Regions from separate parts of the Homo sapiens genome. Here regions 2 and 3 are each linked to region 1. The links are chromatin contacts, found by Hi-C or POLR2A ChIA-PET in ENCODE. All regions are on one chromosome and are shown on one strand. Each heading gives the region's core, a stretch centred on a gene start or an enhancer-like site at or near the end of the contact. The rest is flanking DNA. Distances are from core to core; before and after follow the strand shown.

Region 1 (2,980 bases), core at 432-2,931:
GCCTGTAATGCCAGCTACTCCAGAGGCTGAGGCAGGAGAATCGCTTGAACCCAGGAAGTGGAGGTTGCAGTGAGCCGAGATGGCGCCACTGCACTCCAGCCTGGGCGACAGGGCGAGTCTAAAAAAAAAAAAAAATCTAAACCTAGACCACAGAATATCCCTTGAAGTGAGTTTGAGCTTCCCAAAACCAATGATAGAAATGTCCAAGTGGTTTCTACTTGCTCTACTACTAGTCTAATAGCCTTCAAACCCAACAGCTCCCACCTCCGTACACTGTTCCTTTTCCAGACGACAAAACCGTCGCACAGTTCAGCATGTTTCCAGTAATAGTTCTGTACTTCCCAAAAAGATTGCTGCCACTTCTCCTACAAGCACCCGAAGGCGGCTCTGGTAAGCAGCTGACATTAACTAGGTCAGCATTTGTGTAATAAACATGGCCTGGGTAATTCTCGGTGAGCTTTCCTCTGCCCCCTTTATCTAAAATTTCACAGGCCTCTACACACGCCCATCTCCCTTTCCCGAATGTCCTTTTTTCTCTTCAGCACTTGTCACCAACAAACCTGAAGTTTACTCGTTTATCTCCTCTATCTTGTCTCTGCCACTAGCACACAAGCGCCAAAAGGCAGGGATTTTTGTCAGTTTTGTCCATTGCTGTGTCTCCTCCAGTGCCTAGAACAATGTCCGGGACTCTCTCAAGAAAAGCCTGGTATAGAATTTAAAGGGATAGCAAAATGTGTGCAAAAAGTATGATCAATCACGCAGGGTTTGCCATTGCCAGAAAGGGTATCTGGCAACTAACAGGTTCACCAATATTTGCTAAATGAACGGAATACACGATCATTCTCAAAACATGGTGGGTCTCATAGTCACATGGGGACATAGTTACAACGGAGATGCCCAGGCCCGTGCCCACGAATTGATTCCATCAACGAAATCGAATTCCTGAATCACAAGGAACTGAGGCAGGTGATCAAAAGACCACCCTCAGTTTGGGAAGAGGCTAGCGGAGTCGAGCAGCAGCGAAAGATGCTCACGACCACAGTTCGCAAAGCAGATACCCGAGCAGCGGCGCCTCCAGGGGCGGAGAAAGACGCGGTCCCCGCCCTCCAGGCACTTTCAGTCTGGAGCAGGGAGGCGAGGGACCCGCAGCTGCGACCCTCCGCGCCCGCGTTCTCGGGCTCCCTCCCACCTGAGCGCTCCCCGCCGCCGCAGGTCGCCCAGGCTCCGCCCCCCGGAGCTTCACCGCCCACCGCGCGCCCCGCCCGAGTGCGCCCAGCCCGCGCGCCGCGGCCTCCCTCACCCTCGGGCCTCGCAGACGCCGCAGCAACGCGTCCTCGTCGTTCTCGACGTCGCCGAAGACCAGCTCCTCCAAGCACCGCTCCACGGCCGGTTTGTCCTCCTCCAGCCTCAGGCGGTTCCGCTGCCGGAGCCGTCTCTCTTCCTCCGCCGCCGCGACTGCAATCGCAGCGGCCGCCGCGCTCGGCCGGGCCGGCGGTTTCCGCTGGGATGAAGGGGCAGGCTTTTGGGGAGGCCCGCCTGGCCCCGCTCCGGCTTTCCAGTCCGGCCTCATTCCGGGCTTCCGCTTCGGCTTCGCTCCGGTTCTCCGGTCCAGTTTCATTCGTCTCCTCCGCTCCGGCGGCATCGTTAGGTTTGAGGAGAAACGCAGGCGCTCACGTGGAACCTCGCTGCGCATGCGCCCAGGCCCCTCGCGGGCCGCCGCCGCCGAAGCCCCGGGGGCCGGAAGGAGCCTGCGCAGCCTCTTGCCACGTGACCAGCACTCCCTCCCTCTACGTAACTCCCGCTCCCCTACCCAGCCCCGCCCCGTGTGGGAGTTCCTCCGGGAGGGCCAATCTTCCGGGTGTAGGGGGAAGCGGCGTGACTGGAGTGGAAAATTTTTCCAACACAATTTCGCAGCTGCAACATATTGAAAGGAGCGCAAGAAACCCCGACTATACACTGGGACGGCTGAATGGAACTTCTGCTTTTCCTCTTGGCTGTAACCACTTGACTTGACACAAGCCCCAATACGCTTTCCACCCTTCGTCTTGGTACGGTCCTTGGAGTACGGAGCCTGCAGAGGGTCCCACGGTGGAAGCGAGAGAGGAGGGTATGTAGGGAAGTGGGCCAATCGGGGCGCGGGTCACGGCGCAGGCGCGCTGGGGAGGGAGGGCTATGCTAATGTTGTTGATATCCTGGGGCCACCCGAGTTAAAGGGGGGAAATCCGGGGGCTGCTGCACCCGCCACCGGTCTGGGCCCAGCCGGGGGCCCCCTGTAGTCGCCGCAGTCCCGGGGAGAGGCACCTGCCCCCAGCCCGGGGAGGGGGCGCCGCGGGCTCGGGGAGCACGGACAACCCCTACCCATGAGGCCCTGATGGAAAACACAAAGGATCTGGTGAGAGCCGAGCGCGGCAGCCGCTTTGTGTGCCAGGTGGGGGGGACGCCTGCAGCTCTCCGACCCCAGGAACCCCGCAGCTCCCTGACCCCGCTCCCTGGCCTGCTTCTCCATCCCACGCCCTCTCAACCTCCGGAGCCCCCCTCCCCCTTCCAGCCGTTAAACGATTCAGGGGTTCCCCTCCCCCCACCCCGTCAGCCTTGGACTCGTTGGGGTTCTCTCCATCTCCTCCACCCTTTGGAAGAAAAATTCGAGAAGAAAGTTTTTCTCTGCGTCCTGCCCCCGCCCCCTGCTCTGGCTAGGGGGGAAAGGCTGGATCCGAGACTTTTCCTTTTTTAGCCACCCAGGGTGGGAGAGTGGAGTAGTCCTCTCTTCTTGGCGGGGAGGGGGAGCACAGTTTCGTTGCTTTGCAGGGGAAGGTGTCTATCTGCCTTGGGGGCAGTGCCGCGAGGCGGTTTGCACGTGGAGGTGGAAATATTGAAAGGGGGCGGGGTGGGCACGTGCGGGAGAGGTGGGAGTGGTGTTTGGGAAGCAGCCTCCAAGGCTGCATATTTAAAAGGGTTTCAAGTCGGTGGACTTCTGTGACCA
Region 2 (3,242 bases), core at 391-2,890, 3.7 Mb before region 1:
TGAGTCAGATCACATCACTTGTATGTGTCAAACATTCCAATAGCTTCCTATTACTTTTAGAATAAAATCCAAACCCTTGGACATGGCTTAAAAGGCTGGTATTACCAGGCCTTTGTTACCTGTTCTGACCCCATTTCCTACCACTTTCCACTCTGCTATGTTGGGAACACAGTGGCCTTCTTTCTGTTCTTCAATCATTCTATCTCTTTCCTTCCCCTGGGCCTTTGCTTGGCCTGGAATTGTTATTGAGTAGGTAGCTCCTTATCATCGTTCAGATCTAAACTCAAATGTCACCTCTTCAAAACGTCCTTACTTTACTACCGCTTCTCATGACTGTCAATCATACTATGTTATTACATTGTCTTCACTGCACTGATTGTTATCTGAAATTCCCTTATTTCGGTAACTGTTACTTGATTATTTTCTGAGTCCCTCAGCAGAAAGGACACTCCATCACTGAAGTGATCTCCCGACTTGTTCTGTGCTATAGTGCCAGCAGGTCGATTGGTGTCAGGCCCACAGTTGAGAGGGCAATAAATAAATAAAATGTCGAATGACTAGTTAAAATTTCTCAGGCCTCCAAGTTCCTCATCCACATAGTGGGGATAATTATACCTGCTCTGGCCATTAGAAATGGCCACGTAGCAAGTAGAAATACAGCCTAACTTTTAACTACATTCTTACTATGCCTCAGTCATCATGAAAGACGTTATATGAATATTATTCATTTACTGTTCTGATTTCCATTTTACAAGTAAGGACACCAGGTCTTAGAGGACAAGTAACTGACCTAAGGGCACAGGGCCATGGTGAGGACCCGGGTAAAAATCCAGAACCCCCTAACCTCAGAACCTGAGCTCTTAACTGCTATTTTATAGTTTCTAGAAAGATGCTTCCTTCTAACACAGTAAAATCCGCTATGCTGTCTGCCCCCCTCGAGTTCGTCCTGTGGGACAACTGAAGAAAGCTATTACATCCTCCCACGGGGTTCGTTTCTTTCAGTCTCTCCTTAAATGGCCCTCCTATCCTGGTCACTCTCTCCAGAACAAACTTCAGCGTGACAGCCTCCCTCCTGCTCCAGCTGTGGTGCTTTCCACTGGGCAAGTTGTAAGGGGCATCAGAGCAGGGGAAGCCGACTGCCCACGGGCTGAGAAAATGCAGGTGTCGTGGGTGCCCATGAGGGCTGCGGTTAACACAGCAAGGCTTCCTGAGAGAGGTGATACTTGAACTAAGTCCAGGGCAGTGAGCACAGGAGCCAGCGGCCAAGGGACCCCAGGAGAAAAGACCGCGGGAGAGCGTCGCCGGGGCTGCCGGGTCGAGACAAAGGCTGGTGGAGTTTAAATAAAGATCACAGGCGCAACCCCAAGTGATGGCAAGCTTGCACGCGGACGGGCGAAACGCATTTTCCTAAATGTTAAGAGACGTTCTGGCGAGAAGCGAAGTGGGAGTAACAGTCACAAAGCAAAACGCAAACTTACCCGTAATCTGGCAACCCGGCCTCCGTAGCCCGACTGCAAGCGCTGCCACCTGAGGAGCCTGGTAGCCAAGGCAGCGGCAGGCTCAACCCAGATCTCGCGAGACGGAGCACGCCTCGCGAGATTTGACCTCTCGTCCCTGAGAGGCGGGTGGGTGTTAGTTCAGAGGGTTATGGGAGGGCTCTGGCGTCCTGGATGGAGGTGCGTTCCTTTCTGTGGCTGGCGCTGGATCCACCCTGGGTCTCCAACCAGGGCTGCAGAGAGGGTAGAGCCGTTTCTTAGGCCAGAGTGGAGTGGGACAGGAGGTGCCGAGAGAGGACTGAGGTGGCTTGGGACATGGAAGCGCTGCAGCCTTCGAGCCCGGCATCCAGCATTGCAGCCGCCGCGGCGGCCTAAGAGCTCGAACCCTTTCACACGCGCGCAGGAGGAGGAGCGGCGGCGGCAGAACAAGACGACCCTCACTTACGTGGCCGCTGTCGCCGTGGGCATGCTGGGGGCGTCCTACGCTGCCGTACCCCTTTATCGGCTCTATTGCCAGGTAGGGGCCGGCGCCGCCCGCAGGGTGGCGCAGACGCGAGAGGTGGGGGTGCAAGACAAATCCCGGGACAAGCCCTCGCTCTGCGGGTCGTAGGTGGAAGAGGTTTCCGATATTATCTACCTAAGAGGAGAGAGGTTCAAAACAGTCACTTAACACCCAAAGTCACCAAAGAAATTGGTGACAAAACTGCAAGTAGCATCCAGTTCTTAGTGATTGTGCTTATACCATGCTGCAGAGTGAAACCCCTGATCTATGAACTGCACCTCGCCAAAAAAAAAAAAAAAGGTCCGCAGCCTCTAACCGGGTATCTAGCAGTCTGCCTTACCCTCCTGCGCACACACGCTTTTAAAATGTATTATTCATACATTCACTCTGCAAACCACATGTGGTTTATGTGCCAAGGGTAACTCTGGAAATTGGACTACTCGTGTTTCTTGGGCTTAAACTGGGATTAGCAGTTCCTCCGTACAAAGAGGCATGAATTAGGCCTTTGAGGCTCTCTCGCCCCACCCCTGTTAATATATAACTGTAATGTACTTAACCTGGAAACTGTTAAGTACATTGCAACGGTTCTGGGAGTGTGGCGCCCAGGACCGGCAGCATCAGCATCACCCGGGAACCTGTTAAAAGTGCAAATTCTAGGGCCCGACTCCAGGACTGAGTCAGAAACACGGGGTGGGGGGGTGGGGCGGGGAGAAGAAGGGGAGTGGGACCAGCACTCTATATTTTAGTTAAGTCCTGTAGTTGATTTTGAGGGCAAGTTTTGAGAACCACAGGCAAAGACAAGTTTCACGTATTTTAGAGATTTCTCCTTTGTTCTTAGCTAATAATTTGCAGCTTTGGCTGGCCATTAGGATCACCTATGGAGCTTAACGTTAAATACACGTTCCAGGGATCCCCTACCCCAGAGATTCTGGTTAGGAAGTCTAGGGTAGGGACAGGAATTTCGGTTTAAAAATCATGCCACAAGTGATTCAGTAAGTGTTTAAGATAGTGGCTCCCAAAATTCATTGTACAGCAACATTGGGAATCACCTGGACAGCTTCTAAAAATCCACACACATTACCCATTTTATCACAAGGCCACAGTGGGAACCAGGCATCAGTAATTGTCAAGTATGTTTTAGGTGATTCCAGCGTGCAGGAAAGTTTGGGAATTGTTTTTTTAACACCATGACTGGTATTCTTAGCTGGAGTTCACTCTTTCCGTGTGTGTGTGTGTGTGTGTGT
Region 3 (3,286 bases), core at 779-3,278, 4.2 Mb before region 1:
CTAGACCTCCCGAAGTGTTGGGATTACAGGTGCAAACCACTGTGCCTGGCCCTTTAAAAAAAAAAAAAAAAAGACTTTTTTTTTTCCAGAGAAGTTTTAGGATCACTCAAAAATTGAGAGTAAAGTACAGGGATTTCCCACACATACATAGCCTCTCCTGTTATCAAAATCCCCCAACAGTGTGGTACATCTGTTACAATTGAGCTTCCTTGTTTTATTTTTTAACCCTTCTTATGTTATTACACATGGCTATTTTTCATCTATCTTTATTAGCTATCTCCTTTGTTACCTTCCCCTCCCGCACTGATGTTTTAGCCCAGTGGCCCAACATAGCTGATAAGAAGCAGACTTTCATTCCAGGTTCATTTTCCCGATTTAGTGTTGAGGGTGCGGGTAGATGAAGTTTTGTTTTGTTTGTTTTGTTTTAGAGAAGTGTATTGCTTTAAAACAGGGAGAGATAGTCTGACGTACTGAAAGGAGGTGGGTCTTTAAAGTTAGCGAAAGGTAGGTAGGAGCCTTACTTTTGCCTTTGGCAAGTTTATTGACCACTATAAGCCTCAGCCTTATCTGTAAAATAAGTTGGATAATGCCCATCTGGAGGAGCTCTTGGGAAGATTGAAGCATGGAAAGCACCTCTCTGGAAGGTTCAAGGAAAGGGAACTAGAATTATGGGTGACAGAATTCCCTGGCTTTCCAATGCTTTACTGTAGGTCGAATGAGCACTCCTAGCAGGCTGGCCTCATGCCACTTCAGAGTCTCTAGCCTGCAGGCTGGGGGCTGGGTATGGACACGATACCTGGAAGGGAACACATATAACTTCCATCAGTGATCCTGGAAAGGCTCGACAAATCACCCATTCATTCATTCTGTGTGTATGTGTGTGTGTGTGAGAGAGAGAGAGAGAGACAGAGTCTCACTCTGTCACCCAGGCTGGAATGCAGTGGTGCAATCTCGGCTCACTGCAACCTCTATCTCCCAAGTTCAAGTGATTCTCCCATCTCAGCCCCCCGAGTAGCTGGGATTACAGGAGCCCGCCACCACTCCCGGCTAATTTTTGTATTTTTAGTAGAGACAAGGTTTCACCAAGTTGGCCAGGCTGGTCTCGAACTCCTGACCTCAGGTGATCCGCCCACCTTGGCTTCCCAAAGTGCTGGGATTACAGGCATGAACCACAGCACCTGGCCCATTCATTCATTTTTATTTGAACTTCTCTTCCAGGAAGCCCTCTGAGTTTAGGTTTAGCGACAGGACCCTGATTCAAGTCAACTCGTTTATTTGAAAGCTGCCTGGATAAAAATAAAATAAAATAAAAAATAAACTGGAGGATAACATAAAAGGATCCTTGCAGAGGATTCCTCCTTTTGTGGATCTCACTGAATCTCAGAGTTAGAAGACGCTCAGAGATCTCAACTCCCTCAAGGGTCAGACAAGGACAGGTTTTTCATTCTGCCCTGGATCCTCTCACAATAGCCTCGCGGGAGCTGGCCCTCAAAATGATGAAGGAATAAATGAAAGGAGGGATGGAGAAATTAATGATGAAGAAAAAATGAATGAGGTAGGGCTGCTTGTTTGCTGCTATTTTCTTCACAATGCTTTTAAGATTTCCTGGTCCATCTCCTCCTTCACCACTTCTCTCCCTCCCTCGATCTCTTCTCCAACTTGTCTCTTACAGAAGGGCGCCGCGTTCCCGCGCTCCTCCCCTTCCCCTCGCCCCGCCCCTCCCCAGCGAGGCCCCGCCTCGCTGCCCGAGCCCGGCGGGAATGAATGGCAGCGTAGCCGCCGCGCCGCTCGGGGTGCCGATTGGCTGACCGGCGCGCTGACGCGCCGGCGACCGCGGGTGCACGCAGGCGAACAGAGCCGGCGGGGGCGGAGCCGGGCTCCGGGGCGGGGCGCAGGAGCCCCGGGGCGGAGGAGCCGGGGAGGCGGGAGGCGGGAGGCGGGAGGTGTTGGGGCCGTTGAAGCGGCCTCCCTCCCGCCCCCAGCCGCCCGGTCTGGCCCCAGCCCTGTCCCGACCCCCGGCCTGGCCCACTCCGACCCTACCCGGCCGAAGGGTTCCGCTGGACACGCAGGCGGCCTCCGGAGCAGCCCAAGCCCATGAGGGCCGCGCGCCCGGCCGCCGGTGCTGACGAGACGGAGCTCCTGGCCCCCGAGGAGGAGCAGAGGATCAATGCGGTTCAAGAATCGATTCCAGCGGTGAGAGGGATGGCGTCCCGGTCCCGCTGCCCGTGTCAGAAGCGGGTTCCCAAATCCCGCCGTTAAGCGCACGGCTCCCGGCTCCTCACCTGGATTCATCCTGGGTGGATCCCGCACCTTGGCCAGGGATCAGTTCCCTGGGGATTCCCCACCCTGCTGTCCCTGGGCGATCCCCTTCCTCCAAGGATGGGAGCTCCTGCCTCACCCGGGTCTCCCCTCGCGATCTGCGGACCTCAGATGGATTCCCGGCCCCGGGACTCCAAGCCTGTCCTCCTTCCCGGGGATCCCTTTGCTCCTGGGGCTCACCCTCCCGACCCCCATACAGGCTGGGCTCTGGCTCTCTCTGGGAACCCGAACCCCAGCCCCGGGCACCGCCCCCGAGTCCTCCGACCTGGCTTTGGCCTCCATCCCTTTACCTCCAGGGTGGGGGTCTCCCGGGGCGCGCGGAACGGGGTGGCGCCCTGCGGAGAGATTTGTCGTAAAGCGGGGTGCTAGGCATTTTGGGTGCTTTGTGAACGGCCCTAGCAACAGGGAAACTGAGGCACGCTCCGCCAGCTTAGCCCTGCCTGGCCGTGTAGGGGCCTTGCTGGTTCTCCAGCTGAACGTCCCAGGGCGGTGCTATTTTTGGGCTCTGCGAAGGGGCATGTTAGCTTTCGGGTGGCGAGACCTGCTGTGGAGGCGCCGGTGTTAGGAAACGAGGAGGAGGAACCGTGGAGGCGCCACCGGAAGGCTGGCCGACTGCTCATTCACTGTAGAGCTGGTGGAAATGCCGGGCTGGGGGGCGCCGTGGCCTTACTCCCCTCTGGGGCTCCACCGTCTAACAATGGATGGAGGTTAGCCCATGACTCTGAGAGGAACTCCGGGCTTTTCTTTTCTGTTTAAGTGGGTGAAAGTTCACCTCTCCAGGGCATATGGTAACTGCATCCCTTTGTGTGAATTCCCGGACCTTCACCACCAGCATGTTTGCTGGGGGTGCAGTGACAGGGGAAATTTTAAGAAATGCATGAAATCTTCCAAGAAGGTTGTTGAGTTTTTAGACACTACCTTTTATTTCAGAATTTTAAAGTACACATTTTTTTTTTCTTTCCAATCT

Evidence for each region. A loop is a pair of places that touch in the nucleus more often than their neighbours do. ChIA-PET counts read pairs that join two places held with the same protein, here RNA polymerase II (POLR2A). Pooled maps may share reads with other maps.
Region 2: a pooled map shows a loop between it and region 1 (22-fold over the local background). The contact joins the promoter of COX11 here to the promoter of UTP18 in region 1. A Hi-C loop is called at or near these places in 2 of 37 single-sample maps with no recorded cell type and 12 of 50 pooled maps. POLR2A ChIA-PET finds 5 or more read pairs at or near these places in 1 of 52 experiments (GM12878).
Region 3: a loop to region 1 is called in a map of naive thymus-derived CD4-positive, alpha-beta T cell, with 19 times the contacts of the local background. The contact joins the promoter of MMD here to the promoter of UTP18 in region 1. A Hi-C loop is called at or near these places in 1 of 168 maps with a recorded cell type or tissue (naive thymus-derived CD4-positive, alpha-beta T cell), 4 of 37 single-sample maps with no recorded cell type and 11 of 50 pooled maps. POLR2A ChIA-PET finds 5 or more read pairs at or near these places in 2 of 52 experiments (OCI-LY7 and PC-3).

What each region holds. Positions count from the first base shown.
Region 1 is chr17:51,259,247-51,262,226 of GRCh38, reverse strand. UTP18 (UTP18 small subunit processome component) reads right to left here and starts at 1,681. Exons shown (of 14, transcript NM_016001.3): 1 at 1,301-1,681. The coding sequence starts at 1,642. MBTD1 (mbt domain containing 1) reads left to right here and starts at 2,178. Exons shown (of 17, transcript NM_017643.3): 1 at 2,178-2,392. RefSeq lists an enhancer at 611-660 and silencers at 1,131-1,320, 1,671-1,780, 2,121-2,440.
Region 2 is chr17:54,967,052-54,970,293 of GRCh38, reverse strand. COX11 (cytochrome c oxidase copper chaperone COX11) reads left to right here and starts at 1,640. Exons shown (of 4, transcript NM_004375.5): 1 at 1,640-2,013. The coding sequence starts at 1,648. STXBP4 (syntaxin binding protein 4) reads right to left here and starts at 1,529. Exons shown (of 18, transcript NM_178509.6): 1 at 1,479-1,529. RefSeq lists enhancers at 1,212-1,261, 1,342-1,441, 672-1,620, 1,622-1,701, 1,712-1,771 and 1 more.
Region 3 is chr17:55,420,577-55,423,862 of GRCh38, reverse strand. It overlaps MMD (monocyte to macrophage differentiation associated), which reads left to right and starts at 2,028. Exons shown (of 7, transcript NM_012329.3): 1 at 2,028-2,193. The coding sequence starts at 2,168. RefSeq lists a silencer at 1,628-2,087.